2 separate regions of the Mus musculus genome follow, and region 2 is linked to region 1. Evidence: chromatin contacts called from ENCODE Hi-C data. All regions are on one chromosome and are shown on one strand. The core of a region is the stretch at or near the end of the contact, and the rest is flanking DNA. Distances in the headings are between cores, read along the strand shown.

Region 1 (5,268 bases), core at 1,424-3,923:
AAGCCGCCTGGCTGCCCAGGGAGCCCAGAAACCAAGAGCAGCCTAAAGCCTAACCAACCTTCCCTGCAAGCTGTTTCCCATGACAAGCGAGTGCCACAAGGTGGTGTTTACAATGTTCACAGTACATAGAAAGCCACAAACCACCCAGAGGGAAAGTGTGTGTGTGTGTGTGTGTCTGTCTGTCTGTCTGTCTGTCTGTCTGCCTGCCTTTGTGTGTGTGTCTGTGAGAGGTTTCTGTGTATCTATGACACTGTGTGATGTGTGTTTGTGTCTGACTGTCTGATTGTGTAATGTGTGTGACTGTGTGATCTGTGTGTGTGTGCCTGTGATGTGTGTATGACTGTGTGATGTGTGTGACTGTGTGATCTGTGTGACTGTAATGTGTGTATGACTGTGTGATGTGTGTGACTGTAATGTGTGTATGACTGTGTGATGTGTGTGACTGTGTGACTGTGATGCGTGTGACTGTGATGCGTGTGACTGTGATGCGTGTGACTGTGATGCGTGTGACTGTGATGCGTGTGACTGTGATGCGTGTGACTGTGATGCGTGTGACTGTGATGCGTGTGACTGTGATCTGTGTGACTGTGTGATCTGTGTGACTGTGATGCGTGTGACTGTGATGCGTGTGACTGTGATGCGTGTGACTGTGATGCGTGTGACTGTGATGTGTGTGACTGTGATGTGTGTGACTGTGATGCGTGTGACTGTGATGTGTGTGACTGTGATGTGTGTGACTGTGATGCGTGTGACTGTGATGCGTGTGACTGTCATGCATCAAGTGTCTTCTGTTGTTACTCTCTGCCTTATAGTCTTGAAACAGGATTTCTCACTGAACAAGAAGTGTCCCCTGCCATATATACACACCTTTACCACTTAGACCTGCTGAACCAAGGATCTGCCAGTCTCTTCAGCTACATACTAAATTCAAGGCTAGCCTGGGCTACATGATAGCCTGTCTCAAAGAGCAAGACAAAGCAAAATAAAACAAAACAAAAGAAGAGAACAAGGACAAAGAAATGGAGGATTTTATCTCTATCTATTAAATATTTGTTCAGGAAAACTTAATTAAAAAGCAATTAGAAGCTGGGAATGGTGACACATGCTTTTAATCCCAGCACTCAGGAGGCAGCAGCAGATGGATCGCTGGATTCAAAGCCAGTTTGGTCTATAGCGCTAATTCCAGGACACTCAAGGCTATACAGAAAAACCCTGTCTTGAAAAAAAACACTAAACTAATTAATTATTTAATATAAATAAAAACAATTGAAGCTGGGTGTGAGGGTAGCACAGTTGTAATTCTGGTAGGTGAGAGTCTGAGGTAAGAGGGTTTAAGGCTAGCCTGAGGCACTCTCCAGACTGTCTCAGAGAAACAGAAAGAGAAGCTGGTTAAACAGCTCAGTGGATAAAGGACTTGATGCCAGGTCTCGTGACCTGAACTCCTTCTCAGGACGCACTTGGTGGATGGAGAGAGCTGACTTCTAGCCTTATTAGCATCCAGCATGTATTAGCCCTCCCCTGCTTCACCTCAGGAATAAACAAATGAAAAAATTTACAGGATTCACTGTAGCCTTGAATGGCCTGGAACTTGCCCAATACACTAGGCTAGCTTCAGACTCACAAAGATCTACCTGACTGTCTTCCTAGTGCTGAAATTAATGACAGGGACTATCATACCCATACCTAAATAAATGAAAAAAAAATTTTTTTTCGTGTGTATGGGTATCGAGTATGTATGGGCCCTGTGTGCATGCAGTTCTCGAGGAGACCAGAAGAGGGCGTCAGATCACCGGGGACTGGAGTTACAGATGGTTGTGAGCCACTATATGGGTGCTGGAAATTGAACCCAGGACCTGTGCAGGAGCAGCCAATGCTCTTAACCACTGAGTCATCTCTCCAGGCCCATAAAGTAATCTTTTAAAATTTACAAAGAAAGAGAGAGAGGAGAGAGAGAGAGAGAGAGAGAGAGAGAGAGAGAGAGAGAGAGAGAATAGGAAAGAGAAGTGGGGGGCTGAATCCCCACTGCATTTGCTGCACGGAGAACCTCCGCAGTGTCTTTAGATAAATGTCAAATATCTAAGTGACCCTCCATCCCTGTGTGGCACACATACTTCATACTTCCAAAGGTAATTTCATGACTTCCGGCACACAGTAGGCATGAAATATGAACCCTGATCCTAACCCTAAATGAGCAGACACCATTGTCTCCCCAGACACAGGCGCTCACTGAATGAATACATGTTTCATTTCCTCAGATTTCCAAAACTACCTACGGACACAGACTGGGAACACGACCACCATCAATATCATTATCTGCACAGTGGACTACCTCCTGCGGCTGCAGGTGAGGAAGGGTGGCCCAGCCCCATGGGACCTGAGCCAGGGGCCCGAGGGACCTCGCATGGCTCCAGCATCCTTCATGCCCTCCCGGACCCACAGGAATCCATCAGTGACTTCTACTGGTATTACTCGGGCAAGGATGTCATCGAGGAACAGGGAAAGAGAAACTTCTCCAAAGCCATGTCGGTAGCTAAACAAGTGTTCAACAGCCTCACCGAGTACATCCAGGTAGGGTCCGCACTCGGGGACCTGCGGAGGCGGAGCTGCCGGCATCCAGCGCTCCTGCTGAGGCTTCAGGCCACCCTTTGTTCCCCAGGGACCCTGCACCGGAAACCAGCAGAGTCTGGCGCACAGTCGCCTCTGGGATGCCGTGGTGGGCTTCCTGCACGTGTTCGCGCACATGATGATGAAGCTGGCTCAGGTTTGAGTTCGTCTGAGAACAGCTCTTTCCCTCCAGCCATCCCCTAGAATCCCCTGATCGGCCCCTGTCCCACTGGTCGGTCCCCTAGTGCTCTGCGCATGCTCCAGACAGGTTCGCTCCCTATGGCCCAAACCCCTTCTGAATTGGTCGTCTGCATGCTTTTTCCTCTTTCCCACTAAACTGCTCATTTCCCACCTATACTTCCACCGGTTTGACTTTGGAGCCCATCCCTCCCGTCCAGAACTCTTCTAGGACAGGTTCATACCATTTTCCTTCTAATGAGGTCATCCCAGATTCTTCCAGCTCTGGGGAATAGGATGGGACTATGTTGCTAGGTTAGGACCTGGGGCTGAAGCGTTCCTTCTTTTACCCTGCCTGCGGCAGAAGACTCCCGTGCCAAGTACCCATGATGTAAGGATCCTGCTCCCAGAATACTTGCCTTGCTCCTCTACAGCTTCGTGAATGCCTCGCGCACACCTCATCCATTTTGTGCTTCTGCTTGGTCGCCTTAGTCAAAGCTTCCATGTACAGTTATGCGAGTTTGTGCTCCGCGGGCAACCACGTGGCGCTAGACACAACCTAACCATTGCAAATATATTGGTGCAGTACAATAACTGTCCGGCAGGTGGCAGACAAGTATTCCATATAATTTCCCACAAAGCAGTGTCTTAAGAAAGCAGAGACCTCCTAATTTGTCCAGAGTGCCATCTGACTATGAAAGGAATTGAACTGAAATTTTTCAGTTTCTCAGTACAGTTGGCCGTGTGATGTTGCTGTAAACTTTAAATATTGGTGGAAACACACTTTCAAGTATTATGATAATTCATCAGCCGTACTCCAGACACACGTGATAAGGGATATTCAATACAAGGAGCTGGAAGTGTGACTCAGTCGTAGAACACCTGCCTAGAATCATTTAGTTAGGGCCTGAGAAAAAATGGTGCTAGGCTTCTCTTCACCACACTAGCAGCTCCAGGCTGTGTGAAACAGGTCTTTCCTAAAAGTTTTAAATAAAAGATCCAAGATTCTCTAACTGCTATCTTGGGTCATGTGCTTGCCAGTGGTCTCAGCCCTAGGGAAGAAAGGTTGGCCAGACCCACTGATGTATTCATTCCTAGAGCCATGAGTTAGCCCCATGAGCTCTGAAAGAATTATAACTCACCCCCTCAACTGTGACATCTAAGACAGGCTCGTGGGAAGGCACAGAGCCCAGGCCCACTTAACCTAGAGATACTTGCTTCCTAGTTTGTTGAGGCCTTGGGTCAGAATACCAAACTTTGAAACCATGGGTTGCATTAGGGTCAGAATGAGCGGCTCACAGTGCAACCAGGTAGCACAGCTCATGTGTAAGTCATGAATGGCATGTGCATGTGACTCAGTATAGTACAGATGCCACCACGGGGGACTTTGACAGAGGTTTCTGTGAGCTCCCACATTGGACACTGCGGTCAGGCATGTACTATGTTCTTAGGCTCCCCCAAATGGCATACCAGAACTTGCACAGCTGTCCACCTCACCTGCAGCCTTTCCTCTTGCACCTCCTCACGGTCCCACCCACCCATCACAGTTAGCTCTGGCATGGCCAACCGCCCCATAGACCAGGCACCAGGCTGGAATGTTATCCTCCTAAGATTTGAGTCTCTGTCCACAGTATCTGTCCCTGTCTGTCTGTCTGTCTGTCTTGCTCCGTCCTGAATGTCTGCTCTCCAAGACTCACGGCTTCCTGATCTGCCAGCCTCATACCCCACACACATTTGCCCCTGGGTGCCAACCCCACCCCACAATCTTGTCTCTCTGCCCTTCCTCTGCTTTCCGAGGAACATGTTTGGACGCGGGTTCCCTCAGAGGTAAGAGAAAGGAGGAAGAGGACTTAGGCCCCACTGGATAGGTGAGGGAGCCGGAAACCAATGGAAGGCATGCTGCAGGGGGCAGCCTCTCACATCTCTGTATGCCCTACAGGACTCCAGCCAGATAGAGCTGCTGAAGGAGCTGCTGGACCTACAGAAGGACATGGTGGTGATGCTGCTGTCCCTCCTGGAAGGTGAGCACTGGAGGCGGGGTAGGGACCGGGGTGGGGTGCAGGCAAACCCAAGAATGGGGCTACCACTGAGCCCCATCTGACATTATGCTAGGGACAACGGTGATGAAGAGGTTGCCATGCAAGAGTCAACAGACATCTTCTGACTATATGAATGCTAATTTATTGATTCCACACAGACGTTGTAATAAGATGAGTTGCCTGAAGACTTTTATCTGTGAACTTAAGATTTATTAAATAAGCCGGCAGTGGTGGCGCACGCCTTTGATCCCAGAACCTGGTAGGCAGAGGCAGGCAGGTTTCTAAATTCAAGGCCAGCCTGGTCTACAGAGTGAGTTCCAGGACAGCCAGGGCTACACAGAGAAACCCTATCTCGAAAAACAAAACAAAATATTTATTAAATAAACCAATATAGTACATGGGTAGTGATTAAATATATCAGTTTTGCTGCATAACAAATAGCCACCAA
Region 2 (5,268 bases), core at 993-3,492, 150 kb after region 1:
GGCATAGCATTGCCTTTTGTCTCCCTCATTGTATGTCCCTTCGTACCCTCTCCATCTGCACCCATCCATCCATCCATTCCATCCACTGTCCTCATGATGGGCAGGACCCCAGAGTACACACAAGGCCAGGTGGGCACAGGTTCCAGGACTCTCAGAGTTTTTAAAATTTGGATCTAGACTGGTAACCTCTTGAGAGGAATTCTGAGTGTTGAGTTTGATTGTCTCCAGATCTCCTTTCACCCAGTACCACAGCCACTCAACTTCTGTGAGTACCAGTGTGCAGCCTCTTACCCTGTCCTGTAAACACTGAAGACAGGGAAAGGTCCCCTCTATCTTTGAGCCCTGGACTTGGTCCTCCATGCTGCCCACTGGACCCCTACTGAGGCCATGAAGACCTCTCTGCCCCACCAGTCCCTGGCCACCACCTTGTCTGCATCGCCTCTAACTGTGTGTTTCCCTTCCCCCTGTGTCTTCCTCCCCTGTCCACTGCATGTGGCCCGGCCCCTGCATCACCCTGTACGCCTGCCTTCGATGGCCCCCGGTAGGACCATGGCGGGGCACTGGGGCCTGAGGAATTCAAGGCCTGCCTCATCAGCCTGGGCTATGACGTGGAGAATGACCGGCAGGTACGCGAACCACGGCCCCAGCAGACCGACATTAACTGCTCTTCTCTTTCTCTCCTCTTCACCCCTGGCATCCTGTGCTGTCTCCTGGCTCTCTTGCCTCTCCTCCCTCATGTCTCTGGACACTTCACCCCTTACCTGGTCTCTGGGCCTCCTGTCTCCTTGCTTCTCCATTGTCCTGTCTGTCCGCTGTGCACATGGGGCCTAATCTGGGCCTGGCCTCTGCTATGCCTGCGTCCTGGGAGCAGAAGCAGACAGGCAGCATGGACTCAGATGACTTCAGGGCCCTGCTTATCTCCACAGGATACAGCCTGGTATGCTGCCTCTGCCTCCCCTGCCTCTGCTCCTCCTCCTTCCCCAGCCCCCTCACTCCCTCCCGAGCTTGCCTATCTTCCTGGGGACACTCACTCCTCCAACTCCAGTGCAACATAGCCTTGCCTGCCTCCGCTGCTCTGCTGCACTCGAGGCTGGGGTCCTTCCAGTGGACACCCTCCACCCCACCCCCGAAAAACCAACCTCTTCCTGCAAGTATCCAGGGAACAGTCTTCCAGCTCTCTCCCTTCTCTTTCTGTTTCTCATTTTCTTTCCCCACCCACCAAAGCTGGGAAAGTGAACCTCACCCCCTGCTCCCCCAGACTTGGGGGGAGGAGGCCAAGGGACAAACTCCCAAGGCTGGCACTATTTGGCAGCATTTCTGTCTTTGAATTCTTCCAAAACTGAATCTGTAAGCAGCTCCACTAAGTACTATGTCCTCTCCCTTTCCCCCTCCCCACAGGGTGATGCTGAGTTCAACCGGATCATGAGTGTGGTTGATCCCAACCATAGTGGCCTCGTGACCTTCCAAGCCTTCATTGACTTCATGTCAAGGGAGACCACAGACACAGACACAGCTGATCAGGTCATCGCCTCCTTCAAGGTCCTGGCAGGAGACAAGGTAAGCACGACCCACAGAAGCATTGGCGGCCGGTAGCCAAAACTTGAGCCAGCACTGGGTACTAGGTCAAGTGGGTAAGACACAGTGGCTCAGAGTCCTGTTTATGCCCCTAGAACTTCATCACTGCTGAGGAACTGCGGAGAGAGCTGCCCCCCGACCAGGCCGAGTACTGCATCGCCCGCATGGCACCCTACCAGGGGCCTGATGCTGCTCCTGGCGCCCTTGACTACAAGTCCTTCTCCACAGCCCTCTATGGGGAGAGCGACCTGTGAGGCCCTTGGCCACCCTGAACAGAGACTCCCTTGGCCTCCCGGAGGGGCTGAGGAGCCCTGCCCCCACCCTGACTCTGTATCTATGCAAAGAGCTCTTTGTGGTCCTTCTAGGGGGTCAGGCAGGGAGGGGCTAGGCAGGCCTCTCTTTCTCAGTCTTGTAGGGGAGGGAGGCTTGGCAATCAGCATTTCTGGTCTGCTAAATATATACGCTGTGCTGTGGGTTCTTAGCCGATTGGAGGGGACAACGGACTCCTGTGCCCCAGAGATACCTTCCTATCCCAGGTCCCCTCTGCCCCTGAGGCCCCTTCAAAGCCTCTCACATCTAGGCCAAAGCCCCATGTGCCTTGTCCAGGAACCGCCTGCCCTAAGAAGTCCAGCAGAGGGCACCCAGCTCCCCTGGACCAGATTCCAGTGGCTCCTCCCAGGAGCAGAGGACCTGCCATAGCCCTTCTCTGCCTCAGGAGTGGCTGCGGGGCAATCAGCCCCAGCCCACCTGGCCTCTGAGTCTCAGATTTTCTAAGGACCAAAACCAACAAAACACAAAGAATGGAACAGAAACAAACAAAAAAATCATTTAAAAAAAAAAAAAGGAAAAAAAAAACTTAAAAAAAAAAAGAAAACTTTAAAAACTTAAGACCTTCCAGAGAATTACTATTTACTTTATTAACTTACGGATTTATTATATAAATATATATCCATCTAGCTGCATATCTCTGCCACCTCTCTCACTCTCATAATGAAGACATAGCTGATTCAATGCCCTCCCCAGTCCCTCCTGATTTTCCCCTCGTGGCGGTGGGCAGAGGTCTCTGGGGACCTTCTGAGGTGGAGGCAGGCTGCTGGCCTGCCTGCCTGGTCGTTAATGGGTTTCTCTCCACTCGCCCCCTTGAGTTTATTCTGATTGATTTTTATTTTCTTGGTTTCTGGATAAACCACCCTCTGGGGATGGGAGAATAAAACATGTAATATTTTTAAGAAGGACTCTGGTGTCATCTTCTCCCTGCATCTCTGTTCATGCCCCAAGGAGCTGGCAGTGCCCACCAGCCCAGTGCCTGTGTGGGGGTTGTGCCCCTCTCTAAGCAGGGACTGACATGAAGAGGCTTCAAAAGGAAGGGTGGCAGTTCTGTTTGGGATGGCTCCAGCTCGTAATCCCAGCACTTGTGAGGCCGGCCAGGGTTACATAGCCACCACCTTTGTGACAGTGAGTCGGGCAGCAGGGTGACCTCCCTCAGCTTCAAACCTATGAGAAGGTAGCCACCTCCGACCACTGAAGAGAAAAGAAAGATACCCTTGAGGCAGAGGCCCTGGGATGGTGCTAGAGCCACACTGTCCCTCGGGCCAGCTCACCTGTTTGTGGGTCAGGCAGACGACCCCCTCGCCGCCATCCAGGTGTTGGCAGCAGTGGCCTGTGTGGGAGAGGCCAGGGTGAGTACGCAGCACCAGCCCTGATGCACACCCCACCACACCCTACCCTGCCTGCCAGGAGTACTCACGGAAGATGCAGGTGAGCCGGGCTGCACAGCACACGAAGCGCTCGAAGTCCACACGGAGCCGGCTGTCCCGGTAGCGGCTAGTGAGGGACTGGGTCAGCTGGTTGTTGAGGTGGAAGCCTACGAGGAGGCCGCCTTGTTTATTGTGTTTACAGTATCCACGTGTGGTGCTGCTTATTTTAGTGTTGGGGGTGGGCACACGTACATGGGGAGCGTCTTCCTCAGTCCTTTCTCTACTGAGGCCGAGGCTCACCGAGATCACTTGCCCTTCACGTGGGTGCTGGGGATCTGAACTCTGGCCCTCACACTGGAGTTGCAAGTAAAAGTTCCTTACCTACGCAGCATTCCTGTGTGCTGTTTGAAAGAAGCTGTCCTCTAACTCCTACATAGCCAAGGACTGTCACCAGCTCCTGAGGCCCCTGCCCCTCCTCGGGTGCCAAGAGTTCAGCCTGTGGTTTATGTGGTACTCGATCTAGAACTCAGGGCCTCCAGCACGCTTGAGGAGCACTCTCCAACTGATGTGGGCCTTTTGTGGCTGTTTTGGAGTGTTGGGGGTGGAACCCCGGGGCCCTTGCATAGGCCAAGCAAATGCTCTCTCCGTTGAGCTACAACCCCAGCCCTCTGGGAAGTTAGTGTGACACTTAAGTTGCTTAGGCTGCTTCTCAAGGTGCCAACAGGTGCAGCTTTGTGATTGCGCCTTCAGAGGTTGACGGACTATCTCCCCGACTGGGTACCACTGTGTGACTCTTCCTCTGAGGCCGCACCTAAAGTCTAGACATTGGCTCTGTCACATCTGCTGTAGAATCACAATGCAATGGATTTCTAGAAGCCCTAAGGCCCAAGGACTTGTCCCTCCCAGCTTCCATGAGCCCCATACAGTCTCAAAGATAACTGTACAAGTTTGTATTGTACCTTTGTGTGCTCATTCAACAGATGCTGCCCCTCCCACCCCCACGAACACCAGGCACACCATGCCCAGAGCTAGGTGGCCTGAGGCAGGTCGGTGTCCCTCTGATGTCCATGTACCCTGAGTATTGGTCTATGCTGGCCCAGGGCTGAAGGGAAACCTGGCTAGATGGCAGTAGTTCCTGACCCAGGAGCCCTCTGTCAACCTCTTAGAATTGCTGAAGATTCCCAGGCAAACATTATTATCAGACTCCTATCCAAAACAACCAGGCACTCTGGGATGAATGGATGGATGATCGAGTAAGTTCCCGACCTCCCCTCTGTCCTGTGTCCACTGCTTTAGTTCAGCACCCTGGCCCCCACCTTGGACTCTGCCTTGGGATCTTGTCTTCCATGTTCTTGGCCACTATTCTAGGTCTCATACTTGTAGTCTCTCATCTCTCACTAGCCTACGTGCCGCCCCCTGCCTGCCTGCCCCGGCTCCTACTTAGTGGTCACAGATGAACCCATGGAGGCATGGAGCTGACGGTCTTCTGAAATCACGATAATCCCACCCTAACATACATTTCTCCATGGCTTAGGATGGGATTTTCATCCTCTGTTGTATAACTCCGTAGCCTCATAAGGTGCTTTAGGGTATCTGGGGTGTTCTGTGGCATCTTGTGGGCTCCTTGCCATACTACACATTAGCCATGCCACAGATAAGCAGTCAGAGCCTCCAGGGAAGGAAATGGGCTCTGGCACTTGTGGACAGCCTATTAGGGATGGCCACAGCTGAGGGATGCAGACAAGAATTTGAGGATGGGTTGCTGTCCCTACAGCATCCCAGGTCCTCAGCCACACCTGCAGCAGTCAGTGCCAGCCTCAGTTCACAGGAGTTCATTGTCCCAGAGGCATCTTCATCAAACTTGTCAAATGTGGCCTGGAAGGTGGAGAGGCAGGTGGGAGTCAGTATCACAAGTCCAGCCCCAGAGTGATGCTCTTGCACCTTGAAGTAGCTAAGAGACGGCCTCAGCTCTGGTGGCTTCTGGGTGGGCACCACT

The links. Hi-C counts contacts between places; a loop is a spot of excess contacts on that map.
Region 2: a map of heart shows a loop between it and region 1 (4-fold over the local background). The contact joins two enhancer-like sites. A Hi-C loop is called at or near these places in 8 of 37 maps with a recorded cell type or tissue (Patski, adrenal gland, heart and 1 more).

Annotation. Positions count from the first base shown.
Region 1 is chr7:29,037,881-29,043,148 of GRCm38, reverse strand. It overlaps Ryr1 (ryanodine receptor 1, skeletal muscle), which reads left to right. Exons shown (of 106, transcript NM_009109.2): 85 at 2,256-2,344; 86 at 2,440-2,568; 87 at 2,657-2,761; 88 at 4,721-4,802. Among named protein-coding and RNA genes, the nearest start is that of Gm38979, 11 kb to the right of the region's middle. Within about 2 kb of position 2,673, at least 1 of the 3 ENCODE cell types and tissues checked has a DNase peak (open chromatin) inside an H3K27ac peak, as active enhancers do; it is heart, where a contact is called at or near this core.
Region 2 is chr7:28,890,790-28,896,057 of GRCm38, reverse strand. Capn12 (calpain 12) reads right to left here. Exons shown (of 21, transcript NM_001110807.1): 18 at 5,069-5,147; 19 at 3,323-3,439; 20 at 3,177-3,235; 21 at 2,473-3,096. The coding sequence ends at 3,070. Actn4 (actinin alpha 4) reads left to right here. Exons shown (of 21, transcript NM_021895.3): 19 at 546-626; 20 at 1,399-1,557; 21 at 1,671-2,810. The coding sequence ends at 1,829. Among named protein-coding and RNA genes, the nearest start is that of Gm44700, 4.5 kb to the right of the region's middle. Within about 2 kb of position 2,242, at least 1 of the 3 ENCODE cell types and tissues checked has a DNase peak (open chromatin) inside an H3K27ac peak, as active enhancers do; it is heart, where a contact is called at or near this core.